2 separate regions of the Homo sapiens genome follow, and region 1 is linked to region 2. The links are chromatin loops, found by intact Hi-C in ENCODE. Cell type or tissue: PC-3. All regions are shown on one strand. Links, peaks and the distances in the headings refer to the core of each region. The heading gives the core; the rest is flanking DNA.

The links. A loop is a pair of places that touch in the nucleus more often than their neighbours do. Peaks named below come from ENCODE experiments on the same cell type or tissue, not always from the same donor. Only the 100,000 strongest peaks of a DNase experiment are listed, where the experiment ranks them.
Region 1: a loop joins it to region 2, with 10 times the contacts of the local background. A loop is called at or near these places in 10 of 110 quality-filtered maps.

What each region holds. Positions count from the first base shown.
Region 1 is chr1:195,931,533-195,947,869 of GRCh38, reverse strand. No RefSeq gene overlaps it. Among named protein-coding and RNA genes, the nearest start is that of LINC01724, 150 kb to the left of the region's middle. In PC-3, for the core only: CTCF peaks have their summits at 7,620 and 7,821 (motif pointing left); no DNase peak of the experiment used is centred there.
Region 2 is chr1:196,141,697-196,158,033 of GRCh38, reverse strand. No RefSeq gene overlaps it. Among named protein-coding and RNA genes, the nearest start is that of LINC01724, 61 kb to the right of the region's middle. In PC-3, for the core only: a CTCF peak has its summit at 9,447 (motif pointing left); no DNase peak of the experiment used is centred there.

The DNA of each region.
Region 1 (16,337 bases), core at 4,577-12,576, 210 kb after region 2:
GGTTTCCAGCCAGAAAAATCAACACCCCAGAGTTCCCGTAATGTCGGCACCCCAAGCTCACTTCCGATTTCCATTCATGGCCTTTTTATCCTCTGCCCTGAGCCCAGGCCGATTGGCTGCTATCAAGTTCACTGCCTAGGCTCTCCTACTGGCTGATTTCAGGTTGGTTCAGCTAATGTGTCTTAGCTTGAATTCCTTGAAAATAGGCTTTGAGATGGAGAGTTGTTTGGGAATTCATGCATAATTCTCTCAAAAGATACACTTGGAAGGAAGTAAAGTAGGCAGTATTACCAAAGGAGAAGCTGACCTGCAGTATGATTACATCTGAGGACTCAGCCATCCTAAGGGGAACTCTGGAGCTCTGATGATCCTTCAGAATTGTTCCAGTTTGAATTGGTCCAATTTGAGGCAAGGGACAGACCTATGTAGCCCCACTTCATCCAATCATTGATTCTGCACCAGCAGTTAAATATTCCTAGCAGCAGGGGACTGCGTGCCTAGGTTTTTAAGAGATGATCTAGTTAGAGCCCCATAAAATCCACTAAAGAGCAGAGGGTGGAAGAAGACATAGGTCTGGTCTTTGCTCTGTTCTCTCACAACTAAGTCACCTGGCAGTGGCTGTTTTCCAGCACAACTATAGCTCAAGTAGGTAGCTCTTCCTTCATGGCCTCACCCTTTACTGGGCTACTTGATACCTTCAGCCCTGGGAGACGTAATGGCTGACTGTTGTTGCTATTCTCTAGGTGCATCAACATTTTAGTTAGTTGGATTCATTATAATGCTCTCACATTTCTGTAAATGTTATCTTAATTAGCCTCTTCAAACATCTGAATTTGATTATTCCTGATGAAACACTAATTGATATGATGGCTGAGCTATGAGACTCACATTGCTTTGTTTTTATTGAGTGTAAGATAACTTGCATTTCCTTATCAAAGAAGACATCTTAGACCAGGAAATGATATTAATTAATTACCAGCTGTAACTAATATTCAGCTAACAGATTAAACCATTTGAGGGAGCACATTAAACGTAAGCCAGGCTGGAGACATCAGTGATTCTTACTACATATGCTAAAGGCTAACCAAGGGTTTTTAACTTAGTTTTAGCAAGTGAGGTCTCTGTTCCGACAGTCACTCTAGAGGCTTCTCAAGTCACTAAGAACAAAAGTGAAATTCCGTGCTTACAAAGCTGTATACGGAATGTTCCTTATTTTAACTTTGACATGTTTTCCTGTCATATGTCCCTTTTTCTCTCCAGCATAGCTGCACTGGCCTAGCTCATGCTTAGCTGAGCAAACACTCTCCAAATTCAGATTTTAAATACTGTGGCTTCTACCTGGACTGCTGTTTCCCCAGATAGCATTGTGACTTGTTCTTTTTCTTTTTTAAATCTTCTATCAGAGATCTTCTCTGACCACCTGCCCAAAACATTACCCCTGATCCCTTACTCCAGCAGAAGCCCTAAATCCCAATTTACCTGATGATATTCTTTCCTCACAGGAATCTTCAATTATGGTAGGTCTACTTATTTGTTTATTGTCTACTCTTGCCATGGGACATAAGCTCTATGAGCGTAGGTTCTGTGAACACTGTTAGAGCCTGTTCAATAGTGTTTATTACACTGCCTGGCATGTGGTTGCAACTGGATAAATACTTGCTAACTGAGTAAGTGAATAAATGAGTGGGGAAGAATTACATTCAGATGAACCCAGACAGAAAAGAAAATATTTCTCCATAATTTCTAGAAAAGAAAATATTTTGCAGTCTGAGACGTCCTTTCTTAGAGGCCCCACTTTGTCCTACAAAATTCAAAGATCATTTTTTCAAAATGGTAGCTAGCCTGAGACTTGTATTCTTGTACCAGTTGCATGATGGACAAAATTAAAAAGAATCAATACAAAGAGGAGAGGAATAAATTCGAAAGAAGACAATATCCTCAGAGGAGAGGCCAAGATACTGCTTGTCTCAGTTTAAATGTATTTATAATCCCTTTCCTTATCCCATTAGCATTTCCAGCACAGTATACTAACTGTTTCCTTGGCTCATTTTCAAGGTTTATGTTTTCTGCTTCAAAATAGTGGTACTAAAAGGTGTTGAAGGAGGGGAACAGGAATAAAGGGTGCCTGAGCTGCCCCAGCAGCAGCAGGTCTGAATCCTGGGTAGTTAATTAAATTACAGACTTTTAAATCTCACTTTCAAGGACTCAGAATCTGAGAATCTGTACATTTGTTAAAAATTAGATGTTTCAGATAATATAATGTAAATATTCATATTCAATATAATCTATTTGAAATGTGATCATTCCTCTAAATAAGCTAAGCAATTGGCTGTTAATATTTCAAAGGGCAAAATGTAATAATAAACTAACTGGAAGTTTGTCTTCTCTTTCTAACCATCTTAGGTACATAATTTCTTATTTTGATTAATATGAAGTTGAAGATTTAAGCAATCTCTTTAATTGTATTTGCAAAAATCTGCATTTGAAAGAAAACACAAGCATTTAGAGAAAGGGAAAGGTCAGCTGTACCTTATATATTATCAATTCAGATTGATATATAAATTATAATTAATTCTCATAGCAAGGTGAAACTTTTTAAATCCTCTGAACACCCATGCATTCCTCCCTAATTTTCCAACAATGTTTATAAGAAGAAAGTGCATAGAAGATATTAATGATTTGAATTTTACCATTTTACATATTATTATCATTTGGCTTATCTGTAATTATGAAGTGCTGTACTTCTTGGCAGTGTATACTAATCCCTAGTCTAACTGTGCTTCCATTCTCACTAGGGGAGGAATTCCATGGGAAGATGGTTCTTCTTTTCTGGGAAAAAGTGACTGGCAAGGAACTTCATGATGCTCATTTATTCTTTTCCTAATATTAGGTTGATACAAAATTAATTGTCATTTTTGCCATTACTTTTAATGGCAAAGGCCGCAATTACATGGCAAAAATCACAACTAAGTTTGCACTAACCTAATATTTATTGAGCACACTTGGTATAATAGACTATATACTATGTTCTGAGAGTATGAAGAAGTAGAATAGACAGTTCTTGACTTTAAGGATTCAGTATTCATATAAAGTCCTCTCAAAATGGACCCTAGAGAAGGTGACTATAAGTATAAAAAGCTTTGCAATTTTTCCCATAAAGTATAGTAATGTCAAAATCTCAATATAGATTTAGGATCTTGATAGAGTAAAAGATACATTTCCAGAAATCTCAAGAGCCTCACTGGCCTTTCAGGATCATCAGTATGTTATGGCTCAAATACCTTTGTAGTCTTGGAAAACGTAGTTAATACTTTTGGTCTTCATTACACTTGTCTTCAAAAACTCATTACAAGATGTCTAAGAATCTTAACTAATGTCAATAATTTAATTAAAGAAATTATTTGAAGTCTTAAATGCCAAATAATTAAGGTAGTACATATATAGAGTCAATAATATAGAAGTATATAGATTCTTTTATCTAAAAAACTGATGTATTTGATATGACATGATTTATGACAGCAAATTTAGGCTAAATGCAGCTTTATAGTATTTAAAAATCAAATTTCTGACATTTATAGATATGTTTTCTAAGTATTACTCATTTAATTCAGCAAATAGCTTTGTTAACAAAAATGGGGCTTTCTTTTCCTAGTATTTTTTCTTCATACCAAGTTGGAAATGTTACCTTGAGGGTACATTGATTAGTTATGCATGTTTTAAGTGTAAAATGCTCTGGGAATTAAAATGAAGAGCTAACTAATTTACGTAATAGTTTCTCCATCTCTAGCCCCACATCATCTGTCTTCAAAAATTTGACTTTCATTGGATACTTCTTGAAGAATTACTAAAATATGTCCATTAAAATATAATTATTAATGATATCAGTAAAGAATATAATTTTACTAGTTACCTTCAGAATATTATGCCAAATAAAAATTATTTGTTGCATATTTCCAATTTGCATCATAGGCTTCACCAGTCTATGCACATATGTGTTGTCACATCAACATGAATGCCTGGCTCTTTGCAGAGTACTTTCTCCAAAACTCCTGTGTAATGAGATGTTACTGTACTGATGATAATGACTGGAGGTATTAATCACCCAAGTCCAAGGCTCACCATTCTTTCTGACATATATAGAAAAGTTACCTTCTTCGTGTATTCATCTTTTTTAAGATGATATTTTATATCAATGGCTTGGGCCACTAGTAATAAGATTATTTTTACGATAGTATCCAGACCTGAGTGATAGTTTTTTTCAGCAGAATCACTTTATTTAGACTGTTAGTGCTAGTAATTGGACAACTAAGAATGTGCAAGCCTTCCCAGTCAGAGCCTCATACTGAAGCTTGATCCACTGTTAGCTCATCCTCTGAGCCTATTCCTAAGTCTGTCTCCACACTGAATGTCTGCCGATTAGGATCATTTTGCTCTCAGGACTCATATTAGTCCGGTTGGACTGCTAGAACACAATACCTCAGACTGGGTGGCTTAAACAACGGAAATTAATGCTTTCACCATTCTAGAGGTTGGAAGTCCAAGATTAATGTGCCAGCAGGGTTGGTTTCTTGTGAGGCCTTTCTCTTCGGATTGCAGACAGCTGCTTTCTCATTGTGTCCTCATATAACATTTTCTCTATTGTCATCAGTCTCACTCTCCCACTTCTCCCTCTAGTTTTGTTAGAAGTAATCATGTGCAGATGTGTACGTATACTTAACTAGACAACAATTACGTTCCAGTTCTTACCACCGGATTTCAAGGGCATATGCAAAATGAGGTGTATGATTGCACACCTGTTTAATACTTCTTGAGTATTATTGATGGTTATACAGGCTTTTCAGTCCAGTGTGGACAGAAAGCATCTCAGTGTGTGTTTTCCAATTCTATCTGCTTGCATTAGTCACCAAAAATAATATAAAAATTGAATTTTGTTTACTGCTCTTGAGCAAAAGAACAAATCACTCTTTATAGTCACTCTAATAGTTCTTCAACAGAAAACCCTAATTTCCTTTCCTTTATAAGGGTATATTCTGTTCATAAGGGCTCTGTCCTAATGAACCAATCACTACCCAAAGGCCATACCCTGCCAGTGCTATCACATTGATTACTAGGTTTCAATACATAAATTTTGGGGCACAAAGCCTTTATGTGTGAAGGGCAAATATATTTATTGTCTGAATGCTTTCATTCAGACCATAGCCAATACATTCCAAAAACTATGCTCAATGGTATTTCATTTTTCTTACGTAATGTGTTTTCTTCTTTGGATGAAAGAGCCATGCTGAAACATATGACAAGTGATTCAAAGATATAGGTTTTGTTCCAAAATATTGGAGGGAAAATGCTAGGATTAATGTAATATGTTTTCTCCTTTGGAAGAAAGTGCCATGCTGAAACATATGACAAGAGATTCAAAGATATAGGGTCTAGCTCCAAAATATTGTATATAAGAAGGGGAAATGCTAGGAGTAGAATAAAAAGAAGATGATGATTGAGATTAGGGCCATTGTGTGTGTCTTGGGGGTGTGGAGTGGGTGGGCTTGAAGGACACAGAAATAGGTTTCAAGCCATATTTCAGTAACTATTACAATGCTTAAGTTTAAGAATAAAATCCTATTGAAAAAAAAGACAAAAAAAATTCAGCGATGAGAATATACTTGGCATGTCTCAGAAACAGAAAGGAGGTTGAAAGCAGAATAAGAAACCAGAGAATGATGGTAGAGAAAAAAATGTAACTTCATATACTAGGGTTTTCCTAAGGTTTCTGAAGTAGTTGGCCTTCGTGGCTTTGAGCTGTGAATGTTTAAAGGCATATTCCAATGTCAGAAGATTTAGCTTTGATAATGTTATGTCTGATCTCTTCATTCCACTTATGGGGTAAAGTATGACAGCTTCTGTTGCAGTCTTTGTGAAGCACTCAGCATGGGGTCTTAAAGCAGCATTTAACCTATATCTTTAGATCCTTAAGACTCTCAGTTCTCTAGACTGTAAGTTTCTGAAGAGCATGTCTATATCTAGTTGGGTATAGTGTTGAATGAAGGAACTAACTGAAAAAAAAAAAAAAGTACAATGTGGGGAAACTAAAGTTATATATCCACTATATTCTTCTTATGCTTTAGTTCACATTTTTAACAAATTAATCATTCAGTTTTCTAAATTTATACAATGTTAGTTTTCCATACTCTTCTTAGAAGTTTTCTATTCTTCTTTATCTTTTAAATAATCTTATTTGCAGGAATCACATTCAGTTAACTGACTTTTTCCCCACCCTATGATCTTTTTGTATGGTGAAACTCCCCAAGAAATTTTCTTTGTTTCTACACACTCTCTGAGTTTGAAACTCAGTGGTTAGAAACATAGAAAAATGACTATGTGCTTTCTCCATCTGACTAGGAATAGCTAATTTTGTATTTTACTGCACCTTAGAAATCTGTCAAATGGGCACCTATCCTATTTTACAACCAGAAAAATATCTTCCTATTACTTTTTCCTAATTTTTTCAGAGCATAGGCTCCTCTGCATCCACCTCGACTGTCAACAGGTAATGTGTCCTTACAAAGGAGCCTCTAGAAAACTTGTCCTGATACTCTAAATTATCCCACCACAAGTTGCTGGCCAGACATATATCTTTTCTCAGATGAATCTGACTCTTTTTAACAATCATCAGCCGAAAAAAATAAAAGTCAAAGTTTTAGTAGAAAAAGAAAACTATGTTCAATGACCTCAAGTGGAGAGTGATTGCTCTCTGTTCATGACACACCAAAAAGGCAGACTGAGATACAGGGAGAATGGTAGAAAGACAAAACAGACAGATAGGCATTGAAGTAGGCTTGTCATCTAGAATCTGATAAGAACAGCTTTAACACTACAAAATAGGAAATGGATCTGTTAAACCCAATCTTAGGAAGACTTTGGAAAGATATTTTCCCCTCTAAGTCACAGAGGGGAAAGAAACATAACTGTCCATATTTTGGATAACTAAAAAGAAGCCTATAGATTATATATAATCTATATAATTCATCTATATGATTAATTGGCAGCCTATAAATTAATCTATGTGTAATTTATGTCTCTCAAAAGAACCAGAAGGAGAATCTGAGCTTGAGAATTAGAAAAGAGTAGCTGCCTCATTCTCATTTTTTCCTAGTCCTCAAATCTTTCAATTGTGTTTTGCAAATATCTTAATACCCCTTAATTATTCCCTATTCTCATTTTACATTGAGTGGATCTCTGTCCCTTGGAAGCAAATGAAATTTACTTTGAAATTTTACATTTTTTATGATTTTTTTCCAGTGAAGTATGAGCTTATTTCAGCATTTTTGAAAGTCTGCTTGTGAGGACCTCTAATCTTATTTGATGAGATAAAAATATTTTGGTGCTATAATAAAGTTAACATGGAAAAAGGAACATATTTTTTTGTTGTTGTTGGAGACTGATAACGCAAAGTCTTTAGTGAGATTTGAGAGCACACAGTAAAGAAACCTGTTGAATTTGTTTAACCCAGTGTTTCTCAAATACATTTGGTCATGGAAGACTTTAGTGAGCCTATGGTAATGATGGTAGTTTTGCTTAGTTATGTCCTCAATGGCTAATCACTGCAACAATCTTCTCTATTGGCAGAGCTTTGTCTTCCACAGTAGAGTCTAAATACCCAAACAATCTTTTCCCCAGACTTGCATTCAGCTAGCCATGTGGCCCAGTTCTAACAAACAACAACAAAAAAGGGCTCTTGAAAAAAGAAATATGAAGAGGGCCCCTTTGCTACAGAGACTCCTGGTTTTGGTCATTGTTGTGAAGCTTTAAGCATTTGCCTCCACCTTGTGACCAAGAGGGAAAACTTCCTGATGCCCTGCGATAGCAGAGTGGAAGAGAGGAACTAGCAACTTTGATGCTATTCAAGGGCCAAACCAAAAGCTACCCTTCGACTTATTTTTCCTAGGAAAGTATCAACTTCTTTGATTTAATCAACTTTATTTGGACATTATGTTACCCAGTTAAACGCATGTAAAACAAATAGCATTTGAGGATGCTGTTGTGAGCTTAGGAGTATACAGCAGAGATTTTTGGTTTGAAGTAAACACAGCAAGGCCACAAAAACTCTTAGGGATGTTGATATTTCTCTTGCACAAATGCCATTTCAATTGTGAAACTGAAGAATAGAGAATATTTGGCAATATCCCTCTATTATTTATACATAAAGTACACTATTAAAACAACTGGCATGATTTTCACTTTCACTGGAAAGTTGTTTATAATTGCCTTTGGACAGTTAAAACTAAAAATATCTTCACATTTTGATTTACCCTTGGTCTACCTCATGGATACTTTCACATTTTAATATTATCATATGATAATATGATTAATAGTTGAAAACTATCATGTTTAGGAAGGTATTAAAACCCTCCAATATGAAAACTGCTATTTTAATTTCAACATATTTTAAAAGCTGGTATAAAAAATGTAGCTATACAGATGGTATCTTAAAATAAAAAAATTAACTCCAAACTTTATTGGCTGAGGCATTTAAAATACTTTTCCAAAAGGGTAAAACAAATTATTATTAGCCAAACTCAATACATACAGCATTTTCTACCTCAAACTTTTGTGAAAAATGAAAAATAATTTTTTTCTCTGACTAGTTATTTAAAATGGCCTACACATAACTCCTTTTAGGCAACATTTTTAACTTCCAGAGCCAATTGTTTTTTCTGCCAGTTACTGTAATTGGTAACAGTCTTGTCTAATTTTAATGATTTTTATACAGCTATTGCCTATACCGTATATTTAAATCAGTAAAATGTTTTAAAAATTGGAAAATAATGAATTTTAGGTTATACATTTATTAATTTAAACCCAGCTGTTGTGAGGAAAACACACACTTTTTTGTTTCTTTGTTACTATTGTTCCAGATCAATAATCAAGTTTATTTGAAATATTTTCCTTCATACAAAGTTTTATTCAATATCAATGTTAATAGTCTCAAACATTTGACTAACTTTACTTACATGTTTTTACTGTCCTCTTGATTTTTGAAGTGACAGACTTTTCATTTTAACTTGGATTGGATTATAATGAAATACAATTTCTGATGTCTCTGCTAACTATTGCAGGGAACACTATTTCTTGAGAATGTCTGCTTTTATTTTGGAAAATCCTATATACCTTGATGAGAAAATTTAAAGCTTTCCATTTTTTCATTGCATAAGGTAACATTCAGATTTGTTTATTGGCATATTACTGAGTTTAAAATATTAAATATAAAGCCAATATTATTACAAATCTTTGACATAGCCAAATCTGAAGATCTAAGTACTATCTTAATAATTAAACCATAAACCATAATGAGAGAAAAAAAGGAAGATATTAATTTACTGCCCCATTTTGTCATTCCACAGGATCTGCAAAATGAGTCCTGTACACTAAATATGACTTTGTATGTGTGTGGCATTGTTATTATTCTAGTTTAAGCTTGCATTTTTTTCTTGTTTAAAATTATTTCCTACTTTTAGGTTACTTTGCCTTATATGATTACTGTGTCTCCAGTTTTTTTTCCTCCCTTAATTAATCCTATTATATTGCTCCTAAACACTTTAGCTTACCTTATAAGATCTTGATATTGCTGCAAATCATCTGTTGAGTCTTTTTCTGTTCTTACTGTGGCCACTCACCCAATATTCAGGCACTAGTATCTATACTTTTTCCCAAAAGGCTATGTGTATACATGTGTCAGTGTCTTTGTAGACACTCTATCCTCTGCATGCATAAGCTCCTTCAAATTTAGAAGGAAATAAAGTTCGTTGAGATACTATGAAAATGATAATACCCACCAATTTACATATGCCGGAATTAAAAAATGTTCTCTCTACGTACATATATATATGTATATATATACATATTCTTCGACTATTTTCTTAGAAACATTTTTTTTCTGGCTGGGCGCGGTGGCTCACGCCTGTAATCCCAGCACTTTGGGAGGCCGAGGTAGGTGGATCACGAGGTCAGGCATTCAAGACAAGCCTTGCCAAGATGGAGAAAGCCCGTCTCTGCTAAAAACACAAAAATTAGCTGGACGTGGTGGCGGGTGCCTGTAATCACAGCTACTCGGGAGCCTGAGGCAGGGAATTGCTTGAACCCGGGAGACAGAGGTTGCAGTGAGCTGAGATCATGCCACTGCACTCCAGCCTGAGCAACAGAGTGAGACTCCATCTCAAAAAATATATATTTTTTTTCTTCTTTAATCTAACGACTACTTATTTGTACTCCAGGAAAGTAACACAAATGTTCACTTCACATACAGAAAACCATACACAAAGTAATGAAATAAACATAAATTAAGTAAACAGTTAATTTAAGAATATGATCACCCATTCATATTCACCACATAGTAAAACCATCAACAAAACTATTGTTAATATATACATCTAAAACAATGTGGTTTTGATGCTCCTTCAATTTCTTCATACTTGGGAGTCTTTGGAACTCTTACCAGATCTTGCCAAGGGATGTATGTCTCTCTTTTCAACTTCTCTGCTTTGCATTCTTTTAGGACCTCCATTATGCATCATACTTAGATTCTGTACCCTATACCAGCCTGCATCCCATTCCACTTTGAGCCCCACAGGGTACCCTTGATCTGACAAGTTACTTTCCTTTTTTAGGGCAGATATATTACATAAAAACAATTATTAAGGCCTCTCTGTAATGAACAAGGTTTAAATGTTAAAGTTAAGGAACATTGGTCTATCAGTTGTGATTTCTTCAGCTTAATGTATTTCTATTTGCTCACACACTTGTTCATGTAGTCGCATCACTCCAATTACCAGAAAACATTTACCTTATGTCCTCTACTATTGGACTTCAAAGTCTAATTTCTCATCACACAATTCCTCCATCCTAGTGGAAGAAGTTCACATTAAAAAAAGAAAAAAATCAACACTAGTGCTTATTTTACTTTTTAGCCATCTTTTTCCTTAATGTATGTAATACATTTTTTCCCATTCTTTGCCATTCCTGTGAACTCTATACAACCTTCAGTGCCCCTGCAGATATCACGTTTATGATCATTTGTGACTCAACAGTTAGTCCCTTATGATCCTCTTACACTTTGGTCATGTAGGGTTTATCCCCTCCCATATCATGGATCATTTTCTAGTCAATCCCATTTATCTATAAAATACTGAACAATACTGCATTAGTTTCTGGAGACTTCCTCCAAAGAATTACCACAAACTTGATGATGTAAAACAAAGGAAATATACTCTCTTACAGTACTGGGCATCAGAAGCTCAAAAATCTTTTTTGCCAGACCGAAATCAAGATGTCAGCAGGGCTCTGATCCCTCTGGAGACCCCAGAAGAGAGTGTGATTCTTGTCTATTCCAGTTCCTGGTGGCTGCCAGCACTCCTTGACATGCAGCCATGTTACGCCAGTCTCTGCCTCCGTGAACACAGAGCCTTCTCCTCTGTGTGTCTATGTCTATCATCTGTTCCCATTTCTATCAACTCGCCCACTGTCTCTTATAAAGACACAAGTGACTGCATTAGGGCCCACCTGCACAGTCCAGGATAACCGACCCATCTCAGAATCTTTAACTTAATCACATATTTTTGTCATATACACTAATATTCACAGGCTCTGAGGATTAGGTCCTGATATCTTTGGGGGATGTTTTTTAGCCTGCCATAAACAGGATTCGTATTTGGATCACTGTCACATTGTGAATGCATAGCTGATATTTCTATCATATAGATGGCCCACAAACCTATCTTGAAATTGAATTGACTGAAATTGGGTGGTCTTGGAATTCTACACGTTATTTGGTCAGCACTGATTTATGCTTAAAACTAAATACTTCAAAGCAAGTAGTAGAAAATTTAATGAAGAAAATAAAGAATTATTAAGATCATGATGTCATATACTTTGTCTATTAGCTTATTATTCACCATGACCTTATGAGATAAATATTATTATTTCCATATAATACATGAGTAAACAGGTTTAGAAACATTGATTTTCCTAAGATTTCTAGTGTCAGATCTAAGGTTCCAAAACCCCGTTTTTCTTCAGTGAAATCATAGTGCCTCTAAAATAAATATTAGGAAGATAAAATAAAATACTCCTCAGGATGACTTACATATTAACATAAATTACAATATAAAGTGCCCTTGATCATTAAAATCTCAGCCTTGATTTAAAATGAAAAAGCTAACAGTTTTCTTTCTTTGTATTTGTTCATGATAAATGTGAACTTTAAGCAGTGACTATCTAGCAATAAATTGTTGGAAGCTCTCCTGTTTGTTTTGTTGATGCTGTATATAAACGAGTATTTAGAAGAAGAGTTCTGTTTATTCCTTTATTTATTATAGCTTAACTGTTGCAAAACATTATGTGCTGCACGATCCTAGCGCCAACAAATAATGAATAATTACCTAGTACTGGGGTTCTAAATAAGACCCATACCAACAAACAGATGTCAGTAGAATTTTGGCTCCAGGTTTTTGCCTGCAGGAAGTCATTAAAAGATAAGTGGAAAATCAAGTCTGTTCCCTTAGTAGCAGGGAACATTTGGAGCTATACAGGGAGGCTTATTTTCGGACAACAGCAATAGCTCCCACATTAGATGGTAATCACTCTTGTATTTATAGACTCCTTGTAAATCAATCTCAGACAGGCAATGAAATGATCTTCTTTATATTTACTTTTAGGCTATTTAAGAAAAGTAGCTCTAAACAAACCGAAAATTTCTATACAATCCTACCCCTTAGTCGATTTCATAGTTCAGTCTTACAAAATCATATTGTGGTTATCTGAGAACTCTTAATGACTTTTCAGTATCCGGAAAGTAGCATTATATTCCAGCTGTGCAAGCACTGAAATTTGTATTCCAAGTTGGTTGATGCTTCGGAAGAAAGTCGTGATTGAAACCAGGTGCAGATCATTATCCTTAATAATCAGTGTTTTCTTTCCCTCTTTCTTACGTCTTAGCATCTTAATGATTCTACAAGTTACTTTTTTCAACTCATAAGTTTGCAGTGACCTAAATGAAGGTGTATTTGCTTAGTAATATGATTTTTTTGGTCACATTAAATAAAAGTTAAATTTCAGACAGTCTCCATTAAAGAACAATTCTTGACTAACCCATATTTATAAGTAATGACAATGAACCATTAAAAGAATCTAGGCCAATGAATACCAAGTGATTTTTGGATATCAGAAAGTAGCAAACTACATATTAGAAAAATATATTTTGCTTAAGAAAAGATCAAGAAACATGTGAGAACTCCATGTGCTACCATTAACAGGGTAGAGAGAATTTCTAAGGCCATAATGACACACACTTGCCATTTAAATTAAAGTGATGTATTTATGTTTCCACAATTTTTATTCAAATGTAAAAATTGAATTATTTCTCTAAAATTATGAAATTTCAAGCCTTTTTACACATACTCTTGAATTACTGAAATGTTTAAGATTAAAACATAGGAATAATAATGCTTCATTTTTATAGTCAACCTAATATAGTAATGGCATACCAACCAAGTGGGTAATGTGTGTTATAAATTATATAGGTAAATAATATGTGCAGTGTAGGATACTTATAGCTATTACTTGCCAATCTAAGTAGAAGAATAATATTTAAAAGAATTACTTTCTTAACATCAGATTTTTTTTTCTTTTGCCTATTACATCTTACCTTGTGGATGTTCCAAGTAAGAAAAAAGTTTAAGTAGAAACCTACTTAAATTTCAGCAGTTTTCTACTTTCAGTTTTATGGAAAAAAACAGGTGGGAAATCCTAGCAGACTGTGGCAATACAGCATAATCACTTCCAGCATGAATCCCAAATTATAGCTTAATGTTTCAATGGCTTCAATATTTATGTCACTGAAAGCTGCCTGAGGCAGTAGCACCGCTTTGCACTGTGTTGTTTTCTAGAGTGCTGATAGATATTTTTTATTTTTTCCAACTAGTAAGTTGTGTTTTGGTAAAAGTTGTAAAAGTTACACAACATCACATTTTAATTTTCCTTTGCTTTTTATATGGGCAGAAAGTATCAGTATGAGTGAGTCTTTTTTTATTGTTTTAATAAGGTTTCCCAGAGGTAAAGATTCTACAAACATTCCTAAAATTGTAATTATTTATATAGTTAATGATGAAGTTAGATGAATTGTCTAGCTTCCCACAACTAAGAGGCAAACCTCGGATAAAAACCCAGGAGACTACCTTCAGAATCTACTTTTTAACTACAATATCATGTCTTTCTAAAAGTTACTGCCTCTTAACTGGTTCTATCTATTAACTTCTGTGTAACAAATGACCTTACAGGGATGGACTCCAGGGTGTCCATACTCCTGTCTGTTTTCCTAGTGAGTGTGAGTAGAATCTGTGATTTGCTTCTAACCAACAGAATATGGCAGAGGTGATGGGATGTCACTTCCTTGATTATGTTACTTTACATGAGGCTCAGTCTTCCTGGAATAGTCACTCAAGAAACTGTCCTTACTGGCTTAGTAAAGTAAGCAACTATGTTTGGAAAGCTCTCATAGCAAGGAACTGTGGGCACCCTCTAAAACATGTGGGTGACCTCTAGATAGAGTGGGTAAACTCAAGGAACTGTAACCTCTAGGTATAGTGGCTGAACTGAAGGAAATGTGGGCAACCTCTAGGAGCTAAGGGAAACCACCAGTGAAAAGCCAGCAAGAAGGTGAGCCCTCAGTCATACAATTACAAGGAAATGAATTTTGCCAACAGTGTGGGTGTGCTTAGAAGTAGATTCTTCCTTCCCCAGTTAAGCCTACAGACAAAAACAGCCAAACTAATGCTGAATCGCAACCTTGACAGACTCCTAGCAGACGACCCATCTAAGCCATACCCAGGCTCCTGACTTATGAAGTCTGGGAAATAATAAATACATGTTGTTTTAAGTCATGGTTTGTCTAGGTAACAAACTTAGACTTAATTTTTTTACACAAAAAATTTGGACGAAATTGCATACTTTGTTGTACAATATGGTAACTAATGCAATCCCCAGATCATGTAGTTTAAAACAACTGTTCACTGAGCTCATAATTATAAGAGTTGGCAATTGGTTTTGTCCCAGATGGATCATTCTTACCTTCACTTATTGGCTCATTTGTCTATGGTCAACTGGTAGGTAAGCAACTGTGAATGGTTTCTAAAGGCTTTGGCTGGGAAGTCTCTCCTCTCCATGTGATTTCTCATCATCCAGCTGGGTATTCCAGATGTGTTCCCGAGGTGGCATAAGAGTTTTAAGTTCAATGAGAGAGTAAGCCCAAATATGCAGCTGCTTTTCAAGTATCTAATATGTCACATTTGCTAATGTTCTGTTGGTCAAAACAAGTCCCATGACCAATCTAGGCTTAAGGATTGGGATATAGACTCCACCTCTTGAGGGGAGAAACTGCAAAGGATTGTGGCCACTTTTGCATTCTGCCACACTGGCATTCTCCATTTCTGTAAACTATACCCTAATTCACCCACTTGATCAAACTGAAAATTTCAGAGACATCTTTGGTTTCTCTTGTTCTCCACTTCATTCTTGACTTTTGCAACCTAAACATAATTGATTCATGCTTTCCAGTGGGATGTATCCAATCCAAGGCACTAACGTATCTCACCTGGACTGATGCAATATCCCCATAATCATTCCTCATACTTTCATTCTGCCTCCTCCATCTTCTATTCACTACACAGAACCTGGATCATATTTTCATAATGCAAATATTATTACATAACTGAATGTAGTTTGGGATCTGTATAACAAATCACATTTAAAAATTTGTAAAAATAGGAAAAAGTGATGGTAAGCACTGATGAAATCCAAAAATCTAATGGTTAAGTGGCTCTATAGCCCCCTAGAGTCTAATATTCTCATAATTTTGTAAATGTTCATACTGACTGGTACCTTTTAAAGACAGCAGAGGAAGGTCTACAGTCCCAGCTTGAGGCCTTATGTTTATATTATGCATCTTCTTGCTACTTCTATTTTGAGTGATCATTCCTAGCTAGCCACTGAGTCCTAGCTGAGACTGTGTCTACTTCTAAAACCACTAACTAGCTCTAGGACAAGAAATCCCAGTAATGTTGTAAATTATATTTTTTAAAAGACCCTAAAAAGAACAGACATTTAAACAAAACTCACAATGAAAAGAAACGGCACATTCAGAATTATGCTGAAGAGGGCAGCATGGGATCCATATATAAATAACAAGTGCTGGTTTGGGGCTAACATTTTCATTCAACAAATGTTTATTACAGTATTATAGGGATGTAGGACACTCCAGTGAATAAAACAGACAAAAATGTCTTCAATCCCAT
Region 2 (16,337 bases), core at 5,019-13,018:
CGATAGTTTACTGAGAATGATGATTTCCAATTTCATATATGTCCCTACAAAGGACATGAACTCATCCTTTTTTATGGCTGCATAGTATTCCATGGTGTATATGTTCCACATTTTCTTAATCCAGTCTATCATTGTTGGACATTTGGGTTGGTTCCAAGTCTTTGCTATTGTGGATAATGCCACAATAAACATACGTGTGCATGTGTCTTTATAGCAGCATGATTTATAGTCCTTTGGGTATATACCCAGTAATGGGATGACTGGGTCAAATGGTATTTCTAGTTCTAGATCCCTGAGGAATCGCCGCACTGACTTCCACAATGGTTGAACTAGTTTACAGTCCCACCAACAGTGTAAAAGTGTTCCTATTTCTCCACATCCTCTCTAGCACCTGTTGTTTCCTGACTTTTTAATGATTGCCATTCTAATTGGTGTGAGATGGTATCTCATTGTGGTTTTGATTTGCATTTCTCTGATGGCCAGTGATGATGAGCATTTTTATGTGTCTTTTGGCTGCATAAATGTCTTCTTTTGAGAAGTGTCTGTTCATATCCTTTGCCCACTTTTTGATGGGGTTGTTTGTTTTTTTCTTGTAAATTTGTTTGAGTTCATTGTAGATTCTGGATATTGGCCCTTTGTCAGATGAGTAGGTGTTTCTTTAAAGTCTTAGTTTGAAATTTTCACAATCAAACTAAGACTTTAAAGAAACACGTAGATTTTAGATTAGAACAGACTTGGTTTTGTTTTCTCCTGTAAACAGAACATTCCAGCACAAGGAGGTACCCTCTACTTATTCCTTGTTTCTACCTTTGCAGTACCCACTGTTTTGTTTTTCAGTGGGTTTCAAGACCAAATATGTACATTTACAAAGGTGATAGTGACATCAATGTCCAAAGTTTTGGTCAATCTCTCAAAATTAAGAAAATGACCAAAAGTGGGGAAATGTTAACAAAAACTAAATATGGCCGTACTTCTATATTTGAGTTCTTGTGGATGAACTGAAACCTAACTTAATAGGTAGACAAGATTGAAAACCTAACTTAGAAGTATGTGCCTGCAACAATTGCTGAGTCTTGGCCAATCTCAGCAACCATACTTCAACCAGTCATACACTGCTGAGTGTTCAAACTATGTTCAAATAAGGCAAACTCCGAGCTGTTATCAATCCAACTGTTTCTGTACCTCACTTCCAGTTTCTGTATGTCACTTTACTTTTTCAGTCTATAAATTTGTTCTGACCACGAGGCACCCCTGGAGTCTCTCTGAATCTGCTGTGATTATGGGGCTGCTGGATTCATGAATTGTTCATTGCTCAGTTAAACTCCTTTAAATTTAATTCAGCTGAAGTTTTCCTTTTAACAATCACAAAGAGGAAATGTTAAAAAAAAAGAAACTGAGCATGTTTCATCAGTAAGGCTTATTTTCAACAGTGTTTTCATTTGAATAAGGTAAATGCACACAACATATCTAAATAAGCTGTGCTGTTATCAATTAATCATACACATGCTTCTAGAAATTTTAGAATATAAATAAAACTATAGGAGAGCATTATAATTCACAATACCAGTACCCAAACATTTGTTATTAATACATTTGTGTTTTTCTTTTTAGGGCTATCTCAATGTAGTATGTATTTTAAATATTACACTACACTGCATAAGCACTTTTGTGTCTTAGTTTTTAAACTTAGTATTATACTGCGATAGCTACCAAAGCTGTTAAGAATTTTTCAAAACATAATTTCCAGAGCTGCATAATATCTCATTATTTATATACATCAAAATGTAACTATTTTCATATGATCAGTTTTTAAGTTATTGCCTCTGAACTCTAAACCCACCTTCCTATATTCCTCATGATTTCTAAGATACTATATAATGTACCATGAAGTGGAATATAGGAGGAATATTTAGATCCTCTGTTTTATATGACACTATAATTAAAATTTTGATTTGTACTTTTAGGATCTACATGTTTGTATCTATGATTATAGTTAAAGATTTATTGTAGTTACATGTTAGAACACCTACTCCTTACTCCTGATTCTTCCCAACTGGTAGACAGTTATTAGAGCAATATTCTTGGCCTCTCAGAATGAAACATTTAGGAGCAGGAACTAAGAAGATGTTTAAATCTCAGCCCTGCCCTTCTCCTCTTCATTTGAGACCTGTAATCCTGTAGAGAACATGTGCCCCAGTGTACTTTTGTGCCTTAAGTTTATCAATGAAAGCTCTGTCTTAGTAGGAAGGCCTGCAGTTCTTCAGGGCGGTCTGTGATCAGATGGGCAAGTCTTCGTTTCTGGGCTTTAGTATTAGAAACAATAGGTTGTCACATAACTAAGACATGTTCTCTTAAAGCTCTATCTGTGGCTCTGTTTTCAGGCAGAGAAAAAGGTTGTTGTCTATAGGAATTCTGTGTCAAAGTTTCTGAACATTGTAATAGTTTTAAAATAAATCGTCAAACAAGGTAATGCTAACTTACACTCTCAATAACAGCACCCTGACCAGAGCTAAATATTATTATTATTTTGATAAAAATGTTTTGATGGGTAAAATTCTATATAAATTGTTTAGTATTTTTAAATAATCACTTAGAATGCTATAGCTTATTAATATGGATACTGACAAAAGAGTAATGCCTAAATGATAGTCACCATTGGTAACACATTTTAAACATAACTGAGACCTCTGTATTGATTTGAACTTTTATACCCATTTTTCTCATCAAATTTAAAAGCAAAGAAAAAAGAAGAAATGGAGATGTGAACTTCAAGCACTATTTATTGAATAGAGAATAACTTGTCTAAATCTATCATAGCATTAATTATACAAAGACCAGTAAAATAACTGTCAGAGACTCTCAACAACTTAGGTACAGAAGGAATATACCTCAACACAGTGAAGACCATATATCACAGGCTCCCACCTACCATTATATATTTAACTGTGAAAAGCTTCCATATGATCAGGAAGAAGACAGGATGCCCAGTCTCCTCATTTATATTCAACATAGTACTAGAAATCCTAACCAGAGCAATTAGGCAGGAAAAAAAAGCCACCCAAATTAGAAAAGGATGTCAAATGATCTCTGTTTGCTGACAATTTGATCTTATATAGAAAACTCCCAAGACTTCATAAAAAAATTGTTAGAACTAATACATTCAGTAAAGCTATATGATACAAAATCAACATACATAATTCAGTTATGTTTCTGTATAATAACAAATAACTATCTGAAAAGGAAATTAAGAAAATAATCTCAGTCACAATATATCAAAAATATATAGAAATAAATTTTACCAAAATGTTGAAAGATCTACACACTGAAAACTATAAAGCACAGATGAAAGAAACTAAGAAAAACACAAATAAATGAAAAGATATACTGTATTCATAGATAGAAAAAATATTGTCAAAATATCCATATTACCCAAAGCGATCTACGTATTTAATACAATCTCTATCAAAATTTAAATTGCGTTTTTCACAGGAATAGAAAAATCAATTCTACAATTTATATGAAGCTACAAAAGCTCCAGAACAGCTGAAGCAATCTTAAGTGAGAGGAAGAAACCTTGGGGGATCACATTTTCTGATTTCAAATTATATTGCAAAGCAGAAATTTAATTTAGTTATTAATAACTTAATCCTTATATTTCCAGTAGAATCAAAATAGTGCGATACTGGTGTAAAAACAAGCACATAGACCAATGGAAGGGCATAGAGGGCTCAGAAATAAAGGTAAACGATAGTCTCTTTGATAGGGTTGGGAAAACTGGATATTCATATGCAAAATATTAAATTGGATCATTATCTTACACTATACATAAAAATCAACTCAAAATATATTGAAGACTTACACATAATACTTGAAACCATAAAACTCTCAGAGAAAAACATTGATAAAAGCTCTGCAACATTGTTCTAGGCAACAATTTTTTGGATATGACACCAAAACTACAGGGAATAAAAGTAAAAATAAACAAGTGGAACTGCATTAAATTAAAAATGTTCTGCACAGTAGAGAAAACAACAAATGAGAAGGCAAATCAGGGAATGGAAGAAAATATTTGCAAGCATATATCTGACAAGGGGTTATTATAAAAAAATAAGGAATTTATACAATTCAATAGCAAAGCAAAGCAAAACAAAACAAAACCTAATTAAAAGTAGGCAAAGGACTTGAATAACCTGAGTGAATATTTTTCCAAAGACATACCATGGCAAATGGATATTTTAAAAGACGCTCAATATCACATATCATCAGGGAAATGCAAATCAAAACAAAAATGAGATATCAACTATGCTTGTTAGTATGACAATTTTCAAAAATGCAAAAATAACAAATATTGGTGAGGATATGAAGAAATCGGAGCCCTTGTACACTGTTGGTGGGAATGTAAATTGGTACAGCCATCATGGAAAGTCATATAGAAGTTACTCAAAAAATTAAAAGTAGAATTATCGTATGAACTATTAACAATCCCATTTCTGGAAATATCCGAGGGAAATAAAATCCTTATCACAATGAGATATTTGTACTCCCATGCTTATTGCAGCATTATTCACATTAGCCAATATGTGGACTTATGTGGTATATGTACAATAAAATATCATTCAGCCTTAAAAAATATGTAAATACTACCATTTGTAAAAACATGGATGAAACTAGAGAACATTATACTCAATGAAATAAGCCAGACACAGAAAGACAAATGCAGTATGATCTCTTTCTCGCTTACATGAGAAATCTAAAATAGTCCCACTCATAGAAACAAAGACCAGAAGGGTGGTTAGCAGGCGTCAAGGGGAGGGGGAAGCGGGAAGATGTTGGTCAGATGGTACAAACTTTCAGTTACAAGATGAATAGGTTCTAGGGAACTAACGCAATGGATGACAACTATATTTCGTAATAATGTATTGTATACTTGAAATATGCTGAGAGGAGATTTTACATTTTCTGACCACATACACACACACACACAGACATACAAAGATAACTATGTGAGGTGATGGATATGTTAATTAGCTTGATTGTGGCAATTATTTCACAAAGTATACATAAGTTGAGACATCATGTTGTATATCTTAACTATATTTAATTTTTATTTGTCAATTTTACCTCAATAAAGCTGGAAAAAAGTAATAACATCGCTATTGTTTTGGTTTCTATTGATGACAGTTTGCTTGACTTGAAGGTGCAAAGACTCCACGAGTTAGATTTTGAGGAAATATTCTCTATGAAAGGAGAATACAGGTTATAGGAATTTTTTTCATAAAACTTTGCTTTATAATGTGTAATAATGTCATAGTAATTATAAAAATAACAATGTTATATTACTTTTTGCTTTTGCGATGGACTTCTTCAAATACAAAGACAGTTTTCTCATTCCTGAATTTCAATCTTTGGATGGAATGAGGTATGTAAATAAGGTCAGGATACCTTTTTTGATAAAGATTTCCCTAAAATTATTAATAATTACTTTCAGATATTGAATTTTGGCCCCATTTTTATCCTTCCTTTATCCATACCCTTTATCTTGTGCATTTGCAGTTCCTTCCAAAATACACACACTAGAGGAAGTGTGTATTTTCCTGACCTTTGACTTTATGTTTAATTATATGACTTACTTTGGCCAATGGCATGTAAGCAAGCAGACAAAATGCAAGTGAAAGCATGAGACGTGCTTACCGGTTGGACTTTCTCTTTTGCTCTTATATTATTGTGATAAGGAGAATATGCCCGAACTAGGCCACTGTGTCAACAAGGATGAGAGTAACAAGGCCAATCCTGGGCTCTAACCTGCAGCTTGGAGTCAAGCCCAGCTATGCTCAACCTAGATCAGCTGACCCCCAGATGGCCAACAGCAAGGAGCAAAAATACATGCATTTTGTTTCAAGCCATTCTATTCTGAGGCATTTTGTTACACAAAAGTATTGACATTTTAAATTGACACTTTCACATCTATTCTATTAGTTAAGGCTCTGAATGCTCATATGAGGTAGGTTTTGTTATCTATCTTTCACACACAGAAACTGAGCCCTACATAAATTAAGAAATGTGTCCAAAGAAACAGCTAGGAAGCAAAAAAGGAGAAACCTATTTCCAGTGTAGAAAGTTGAATTCTCCCATTAGTAAAAGTATTTTCTAACAGGATTTTTCTGAGTAAGAATTAACTGCATTTCTTTGCAGGTGCCACAGTTATATTTTATTTTGATTTTGACTTATGGGACTGAGTTGGCATTATGGTAAAGTGATTAAGAGTGTGGGCTCTGAAATCAGGCTGCCTGGGTTTATATTTTGGCCCCCAAGTTGCTATTTATGTGCAAGTTATTTAACTTGATTTTTCTGTTTCTTCATCATGATATGGGCCTAAAGCCTTATAGTTCATATGGTCGTTGTGAGATTTATATATGTTAGTACATTTAATAGGCACTCAATAAATATTATTATTTTGGAAAAACGGTCAATTTTTATATTCTAAATTTATATATGTGCTGAGTAAAGTGTTGTTTGTTAGATTTTGTATGCAGGAGATCAGTTTCAACATCTACTATGCAAGAGGAGTGAGAGAAAATCAATCCATTAATTAACAGCAGTCACCAAATATGCCTGATGTGCAAACATTTTTTAACCCTGAGATGGTCTGAGAAACTTACTAAAATCTGTACCTATGAATTGTAAGAATGTTCAAGTCAGTAAAATATTATGAACAAAGTCATATATTGGCTACTAAACTCCACAGCCTATATGGCAAATGAAACATCCTCACTTGTTGAAGAAAAAATAAACATGAATGAGAGATAATAAGAGACATGGGAGTAGAGATGGGTTGGGGTCCAACTGACGGAGATTTATAATATATTAACGGGAACTCCTTCTCTTTTGGGGTTAGGAGGAAGTTAAAAATGAACAGAAGATTGACCTTACCAAACTTCTGTTTGATGAGAAAATTCATCTAGTTGCAATGTATAAGATGTATCAGTTTGAGTAAAGGTTGGAAATACAAAGCATGAGGTGTAAAAATACGTAAGGCATTTCCCAAAGACATTATTTATCGTCAAGGGTAACTTTCCATAGCAACACGTATCTTTCAGTTAGAGCCTGTGTCTCAGGTGTAATTGTGTATTAATTGAATTTGGTTAATATCTGTTTATGCTGTTACTTTAAAACTTCCCGATAGCAGATATTATGTTTGTATGTTTGTTATGTTTATTTAACATTTTGTCCTCAGAACCTGCAGCAGTGATTGGCCCACAGTTGTTGCTTGGTATCTGTTAAATCAGTAAAGAGATAAATGATAAATGAGAAAATGATACAATGAGACAATGAAGATAAATGCAACATTTTTTAGATTAAATATTATTTAATCAAAATCTAATTTTATAATTGAACAAAGTGTAAGAATAAGTGTTTCAATCAAGATTATGTAAATTAAATGAACTTAATTTTTAAAACTACTTTTTCATTGAAATACAAAGTTTCACTGAACTTTAAATGTCAGGAATATTTGAATCCAAATACGGGAAAATGTTTTCCATTCTACTCTCTTCTGAAATACAATAATATAATTTGTGTTGTGTGTCTTGTGTGTGTGTATGTGTGTGTGTGTATGTATGCATGTGTGTGTGTGATACTTGAGCTAACATTTCTAGGTAGTTTGTCCTGGGAGATTGTCAGGGTTATTGAACTATAATACTTTTAAAAGAGAATTCATACATTGAAATCATGAATTTGTTAGCTTGAATTTCGTCTCTTTTTCCCAAGAGACTGTGAACTCTTTAAGAGTAGAAACTTTGCCTTTTTAAGCTCTCTGCTTCACAAAGTGCTTGGTACATCATTGGTGATCATCATCTATGTAAAGGAATGAATTTTTCTCATGTTAATCTGGAATTAAAGATGTAAATATTCTCTAAATTCTAGAAATAGTGACCGTTTTGCTCAGTTTTATCTTCCCAGGGACTGGATATGTCTGTATTTACATCAATAGCACACTCTCTTGATTCTGTAGCTTTGTATTAAGTTTTAAATTGGGAACTGTGAGTGCTCCAACTTCCTTTTCAAAAATGTTTTGGCTGTTCTGGTCCTTCACATTTCCACATACATTTTAGAATTAGCTTGTCTATTATTGAAAATAAAGCAGCTGGGCTATTGATAGGGATTGCACTGAATCTATAGATTATTTTGGGGAGTACTGCCATCTTAACAATATTAAGTTTTCTAATCCATGGACCAGGGATAGCTTTCCATTTTTATTTAGGTCTTCTTTAATTTCTTTCAACAATGTTTTGTAGTTTTCAGTGTACAAGCCTTGCACTTCTTTTGTTTAATTTATTCCCAGGTATTTAATTCTGCCTAGTTTTGTAACTACACTTTAGTGAAAACAGTCATGCTCATTTACTTACCTACTGTCTATGTCTGCTTTCCCTACAATAGGAGAGTAGGTGCAATAAAAAGTTTGCCCACCCCTTGTCTAGAAGTCTCCTGATAATACTCTCTGCTAACAAATACAGCAGGAATCATTTTTCATAAACACTCTGAGAAATTTCAGTATTCTCTCTAAAGTTGCAATAAAGTAATCTTTACAGTGCATAGAAATGTCTCATCTCTTATCTTTGGGCCATTATCCTCTGCAATTTCTAGTACAATTTATTATCTGCTTCAACAAATCCTCAAATTGCTGTCCTCTAAATGACACATTGAGGGTCTCTAGGACCTTCAAATATTATCCTTAGATTCCAGATAAGCTGCAGCATTACAATCTGGATTGTTTGAGCTTCATAATATAGTAATACTAAATAAATATTCTTGCTCTTTTGACACAGACAACAGAATGCAGTGTGAGGGATGTCAAGTCATCTGGGAACAACACTTTCTTAAGAATTCATCTCAATTTCTGCGTTTTTTGGAAAGGTCCTTAATTGTTTGCTGCCTCTGCAAGCTAGACATCTCTTTCAGCAAATGGAGACCCAGATGGTGAGGCAAGAGAAGGAATGACCAAATTAATGAAAATGTTCTTTCAGCTTGTTATTGAGCTTGTTATTCTCCTGAATGCTTGCTCTGCGACTGTTATGCTAACTGACCCTGTGGGTAGAGGAGAAGGAAATATCTCTTCTGTTAAATTAAAAAATAATAATAAATGACAATCAAAAATACAAATAGAATTATATTATTTCTTATTTTTGAAAGATAATTGTGCCAACATCTCATACAGTTTTCAACAAAATAGATTTAATTGATCTCCTTTGAGGGGTAGTCAATCAACAACAGGTGGGAGGGAAAAAATTCCAAAACTCAGACCTGAAACACATCTCGAAATACAAGAACAATTGGAAGAAGACACTTACTAATGAGAATTTTAAAATTTAAAGGCTTGACTTAGAAAGAAATCCAAGTACAAATAATGCAGACTATATTATTGGTTTATCTTTGAAATTGCTTTGTGACAGCACCATCTTGTGGTTAAATTTAAAATAGTTTTCCACTCTAATCAAAGGTAGGCTTAAGCTAAATACATAGTTTCTTATGATTAGTCTAACATATGTTATACTTATAAACCATGGTCTTTTTCTATTTAATTTTACTGTAATTTTAAGAATACGCTTTTTATTATTTAAAATTCAGAAATGTTTTCATTTTATAAATTATTTTGAAAGATCTTATTGTACTCCTTGGGGCTAATTTAATAGTTTAAAAAGTACATAATACTTTTTAATACCAAAAGTTATATTTGAGCAAAGAGAAAGGTAAATATATCATGAGTTATACATAAGAACTTTTTAAAAATCAGAAATATTGCCGGCCGGGCGCGGTGGCTCACGCCTGTACTCCCAGCACTTTGGGAGACCGAGACCGACGGATCACGAGGTCAGGAAATCGAGACCATCCTGGCTAACACGGTGAAAACCCGTCCCTACTAAAAATACAAAAAAAATAGCCGGGCTTAGTGGCGGTCGCCTGTAGTCTCAGCTGCTGGGGAGGCTGAGGCAGGAGAATGGCGTTAACCCAGGAGGCAGAGCTTGCAGTGAGCAGAGATCCCGCCACTGCACTCCAGCCTGGGCGACAGAGCGAGACTCGTCTCAAAAAAAAAAAAAAAAAAAAAAAAATATATATATATATATATATATATATATATATATGAAATATTTTTATCTTTGAACTTACTTTTTAAACATTCTTAAAAAGTTAAGGAAATTATATCATTAAACTTTTAACAAATGTTAGACTCTAAGGGCTAGATAAGATAAAGGCAATAATCAGTATAAGACAATAATCAATACAAGGCAATAAAGGCAATAATCAGTACAAGACAATAATCAATAGGCAATAATCAATACAAGCATGATAAATATGAACACTGTAATAATAAAAATATGATCAAAATTTGTGTTATTTACATTGTGTTAATAGAGAGCATGAACCAAATGTTTAAGAATTTATACTGCTGTGGTCTACTCCTTACGCCGTGATAGGAACTATTCTCAATCAATTTCTGTTTTTTTTGTTGTTGTTGTTGTTTTTTCAGAAACCTCTCGTAGTAGCTAATTCCCACCTCTTCCCAACCTTATAAATCCCATGTTAAATCTCCTCCATAATGCAAAATTCCTGATTACTGATTATGGGCTTTGTTTGCAAAGAATATGGCTTTATTTCAGTCTTCTTCAGAATGTATTTCCTGTGGCTGTTTAATTTAGATTGTGTGTTTATCACCTTGAGGATCACATCCAGCCTCTCTGACTGTAGGTGCAAAGTATGCTGAGAATGAATAGAACCTATATTCTTCAATCTGGAAGGCAATTTTGGTAACTCAAGTTCAGTTTGCCAAGAAGGAAATTTAGACCCCAAAAGTGAAGCACGTTTTCTAAAACCAAACTAGTGTAGGCTGATTAACCAAGGGGAAAATAAAATACTTTAGGCTTTGAGGTACAAGTTTTTTTTTAGCTCAAATTATGATTTGTGAAGGTTTTCAAAACATATACACAAGGCCAATCTTGTGATTATATGTTTAACATTTAGTTCTTTATAGAATAACATGTTTCTAATGACAATAATAATACAAATATGATTTAGTTAAAAATAACTTCTAGTTTCTTCAGTGGCATCTATCCTAGGTAAGCAAACACGTGGGTCCTGTTTTTGCCTGCAGACCCTGTCTCTCTCTAGATAGTTGGTGTTAGTTGTTTGCCCTGTGACCTAACTTACCTAATAGGTTCCAGAAACATTGCTATTTGCATAATTATTTTTTAGCTGTAAGAGTGGGAGCAATGTCATTTTACTTTCATTTCTAAATAGCATTATCTGGCCGGGCGCAGTGGCTCACGCCTGTAATCTCAACACTTTGGGAGGCCGAGGCAGGCAGATCACTTGAGGTCAGGAGTTTGAGACAAGCCTGGGCAACATGGTGAAATCCTGCCCCTACTAAAAATACAAAAAATTAGCCGTGCATGGTGGCCGGCGCCTGTAGTCCCAGGTACTCGGGAGCCTGAGGCAGTAGAATTGCTTGAACCTTGGAGGCGGAGGTTGCAGTGAGCTGTGATGGTGCCACTGCACTCCAGCCTGGGAGACAGAGCAAGATCCTGTCTCAAAAATAAATAAATAAATAAATATTGTTCTCTAATAAAAACAATGAGATGAGATGGCTTATTTTAGGGCTGGCACAATGAAAAATATGAGATGAGCGTTTAACATCTTGTACAGCCAGGAAATAAGGGGAGGGGAAGAAAGGAGTGATGTCAAAAGGACACAGAAGACAAGTTGAATGAGCTCCCACTATGCAAAGCTGGATCTATTCCAACAACATACTAAATAATAACAGCAATAGATTGTAACTCAAGGAATGGAATATTTGTAAATAAAGAGCTATCATTTATAAATGAATAAATATATTTTCTGAATATATAAGTAGGGGAGAAGGGGCATATCTTTTAAATAGAAGGGGTCAAATAATAAATGTAGGAAGGATGAGGCATCAAAAATCACCGTTAGAACCCCGTAGTAACTGATGCTGCAGGCAAGATCCACTAAGGCATGCTAAAAACAGTCAGCAAAATTTTAAGGAGAAACAAGATATTTGTATAATTTCAACATATTTCCCTCAAATCTTTAATAATTCCTGTATTCATTTTAACTTATATCCAAAATTATTTGATATTATTCCATCTAGGAAGTGGAACTTAATTTGCCTCCCATTGAGTGTGGCATGGACTTAGTGACATGCTCCTAACAAATAGAATATGGAAGGGAACAATAACAACTTTAGAGGGGAGAAACCCAGAAGACAGACACCGCCTCCTCTAAGTGATCAACATTAACATCATGAGTAATAAGTCAGGTTGATAGCATGTCACACTGACATGATGTAGTAAGAAGGACACTGCTGGCCAGGCGTGGTGGCTCATACCTGTAATCCCAGCACTTTGGGAGGCTGAGGCTAGCAGATCACCTGAGGTAGCGAGTTTGAGACCAGCCTGACCCACATGGAGAAACCCCATCTCTACTGAAAAGACAATATTAGCTGAGTGTGGTGGCTCATACCTGTAATCCCAGCTACTCAGGAGGCTGAAGCAAGAGAATCACTTGAACCCGAGAGGCACAAGTTGTAGTGAGCTGAGATGGCACCATTGCACTCCCGCCTGGGTGACAGAGCAAGACTCCGTCTCAAAAAAATAAATAAATAAATAAAATAAATAAATAAATAAATAAAATAAAATAAGGACATTACTGTGATTTTCTTCTCTCAAATCCAAAACTCCAATCAAATTATGATAAACATTAGACAAACTCAAATTGAAAACAATATTTCTTCTAAGGTGACAAAGTCATGGAAATACAGTCATAAAAAGGAAACAAAATAAGCGTGAGTACAGTCACGAATTCAAGGAGACTAAGGAGACATACTGACGAAATGCAATGTGGTGTCCTGGTTTGATTTCAGGCATTAATGGAAAAACTAGTGAAATCTGAGTAAAATATGTAATATAGTTATTAGTATTTACCAACATTAATTTCTTAATATTTATAAACATACCATATATAGTAAAGTTAGATGTTAACATTTAGGGGAAGTTAGGTGAAAGGTGTATGGGAATACACTGTACTATGTATCTTTGCAACTGGTCTGTAAATCTAAAATTGTTTTAAAATTGTTTACTCTTTTACAAAAAGAGTAAAAGTGTAGTTTTGAACCCACTCCTGCTTTTCTTGAGTCACTGTGTGTCTATTCATCTAAACTCTAGAGGGAGCACAATGGTTTTCTGGTCAGAAGGATTTCCATCATCAGGACATCTTATGGTATGAATATGACAACTTGAGTTGAAGTTTAAAAGCATATGGGATTTCCATAAGTTACGTCACTAAACTGGGAGATGAATACTCTGATCACTGGTGGCTGAATATCTAAATAATTGGCTGTAGCTGCAGAGTCAATGGAATTAATTATTGTCTGCCTTATATTTTCTTCGGCCCATCATGCAGATTTACCAGAGCCTTTCTGTTGGCTAGTTTGAAATTTGTAGTCTGTCAGCTACCCTTATTAGTTATTTGCTTACTGCCATCGATAATAATGACAGTGATAAAATCTCATTCATATTCTTATAAAATCAAAGACTCAGACAGGGGATTCCCAATTTCTATTGCTAGAGATGTATCTCCCAGGGCTGTGACTGTTCACAGAATCTGAGTACACCTCCCACGGCAACTTCTTTTCCATATTCCTAAACATGCTATTAGTATGAAATTAATGAATTTTAAAAAAATCTGTTCCTTCTATATTTACATCATTTTCTAACAAAATACATAGTCAGCAAAATCTCTGGGCTCAGAATTTTTTGTTGTCTTCAGTAGCACGTCTAGCAAAAAACAGTGCCCCCTAGGTGGCTTCCAAATGTCTGTGAAAGTGTGAGTAGTGAGCAATTGCATCAGATAGTCATCTCTTCCAAAAGGCCAATGATCGATGCTATGTAACTCCTGATGTCTGCCCGAGGCTGCACTCACCATGGGTCTCTGTAGCCACAATTGCAGCAACAGAGAGGCACGTTTCTCACATGGCCCCAGAGGAGCTGTCTATCCTTTAGTTTTTTTAAATCTCTGTCAATACCTGCTGCTACTCTTTTTCAAAAACACTTTTTATGTGTCTGCTGGTATATAGACTCCCAAATGTGCATCTACAAGTACAGTATCATTCTTTCGAAATCCAGATAATCAGACCTCTGCCAAAAGACCGTACAACTATCATGTCAATAGTTTGTTTGGAATGATGGTAAGAGTAGTCTCAGAAACGACTTCAGCAAACCAAACAAGGAATATTTATTTAAAGAATACACAGGGATGTCAGTGCCATTCCAATCGTGGCACAACAATTAGAAAGACAGTTCAGGTCACTCAACATTTCAGGCTTTTGATCTCAAAGTTCTTACCAGAGATTTTAAGATTTCAGAGGACACCATCTGAATGGAGGGCCATTTCAGAACTCCTTCAGTCCTGGTATTTTATCGAGTAGCTTGAATAGTTTCACACATAGATTGATCTGAGCCAGATGAATCTCAGTGATCTTGGAGTTAATTAGTATTCATTGTGACTACTAGGGTACAGGACATAGCATTCTCGGACCCATTTATATTAAGAAGAGCATCCTTTCAGTCAATGCATTCATAATCCATGGGTTATTTTTTTTAAAGTTGGCTAATAGACTCCAAGGTCAAAAACTTCTTTATTTATATTTTCTTCCTAGGGCCAAGTCCACCTCTTACTCCCAACACACACACACACACACACACACACACACACACACACACAAAACACAAACACACACACTCCCACCCACCACTTTTATTCAAATAAATGGAGTTTGGGATATATCGAATATGGCTGGGCAACATCCTTCTTTGCTGAAAAGATTCAAAATAGTTGTTGAATATGTAAAAACTTTACAAAATATATTAAATATTTTTTGTGAAAAACCCCAAACTAGTGTAATTTTAGGGAGTAAATTTTATGCCAAAATATCCTGATATAGCCTGATGGTAGACTTCTGATTTTCAGGGAGTGACAGGCTGCTTGCATTTCAGGTCATGCCAACTCAAATTCATCCTTGAATCTCGCAAAAACACATTTTATAGAACAAAAAACAGCAGGCAATTTAAATAATACAAGCAAACACTCTCAAAACCTGCTGCTGAGTACCTCCATGTGAACTTGTTTTGTGTTTGGGCTTCAAAGGATCATAGGGAGGGCTGACAATTTGGGCTTCTTTGCTTCTTAGATAATTTAATTTAGGTAATTTAATTTAGGCAAGGAGTTTTGCAGGATTCAGCTAAATCTAATTAGACTACAGCTATAGTCCCCCAACTCTTCCTTCTTCTATGGATTTTTTTCAAACAATGTATCCTCCTCATTACATCCAGGGAGATATTTGTAAAATCCAAGTTACATCATATCATTCCCTTGAGTAATAGATCTCAAACACCTTTAGACAATAGCTAAAACCATAAAGTGCTTTGCCAGGTCAGAATGAGTTTGCCCTAGCCTTCCTCTGAAAACTTCTTATGTCACTCTCTCAGTCTTTATACTAGACATGAAAGACCTAGTGTCTCATGCTTTTTTCTCACCCGAGACCTTTGAAGAGGCAGTGCCTTTTCATTCCTTTCTAACCCTAGGGTTAATTTCTATTCACCCTTCAATTCTTAGCTTAATTGCAACTCCTCAGGGGAATACCCCTCAGCTCTCCACAGTGAATGAGGTCCATTATTAGATACTCTCATGCACTCTGTCCACATCACTTGGCATACCTTGAATTATTTAATTAATGGTTTGAAGTGATTTTTTTTTATCTGTATGTTTCCCGTTAGATTATAGGCCAAGAAGGCAGGTGTCATGCTGATTTCTAATTTCATTATTCCTAGCATTAACTACAATGCCCAGAAAATAGAGGTTACAAAATATTTTGGGATTGATTAACTCGTTAGAATTCTACTTTGGTGATGTGATACTAAAGTCCCACTTAATGACAAAGTGTTATTTTCGTTGCTTCATTCTCTGTGCAAAAATTTCCCTTAGGGAACTCTGAAGGAACTTGCAGGACAGGACATTGTTATTTGTTCCCCAGCCAAATAGTATCATAATTCAATGTTAATTGTGCATCATTCTTCACCATCTCTTAAAATTCATGCTCATTTTTCTTCCCTTTCTTTGTAACATTTTTGCTCAGAATTTAAAGTCTGTTTCACTAATGCCAAAAGTCATTGTTTTATAAAGAAATGAAGATTATTTAGAGATTTTTTTCCTTGAGGTTTCCTCATAAAATAACTTTAAAAACCTTTAAAGTATATTATATATATTAT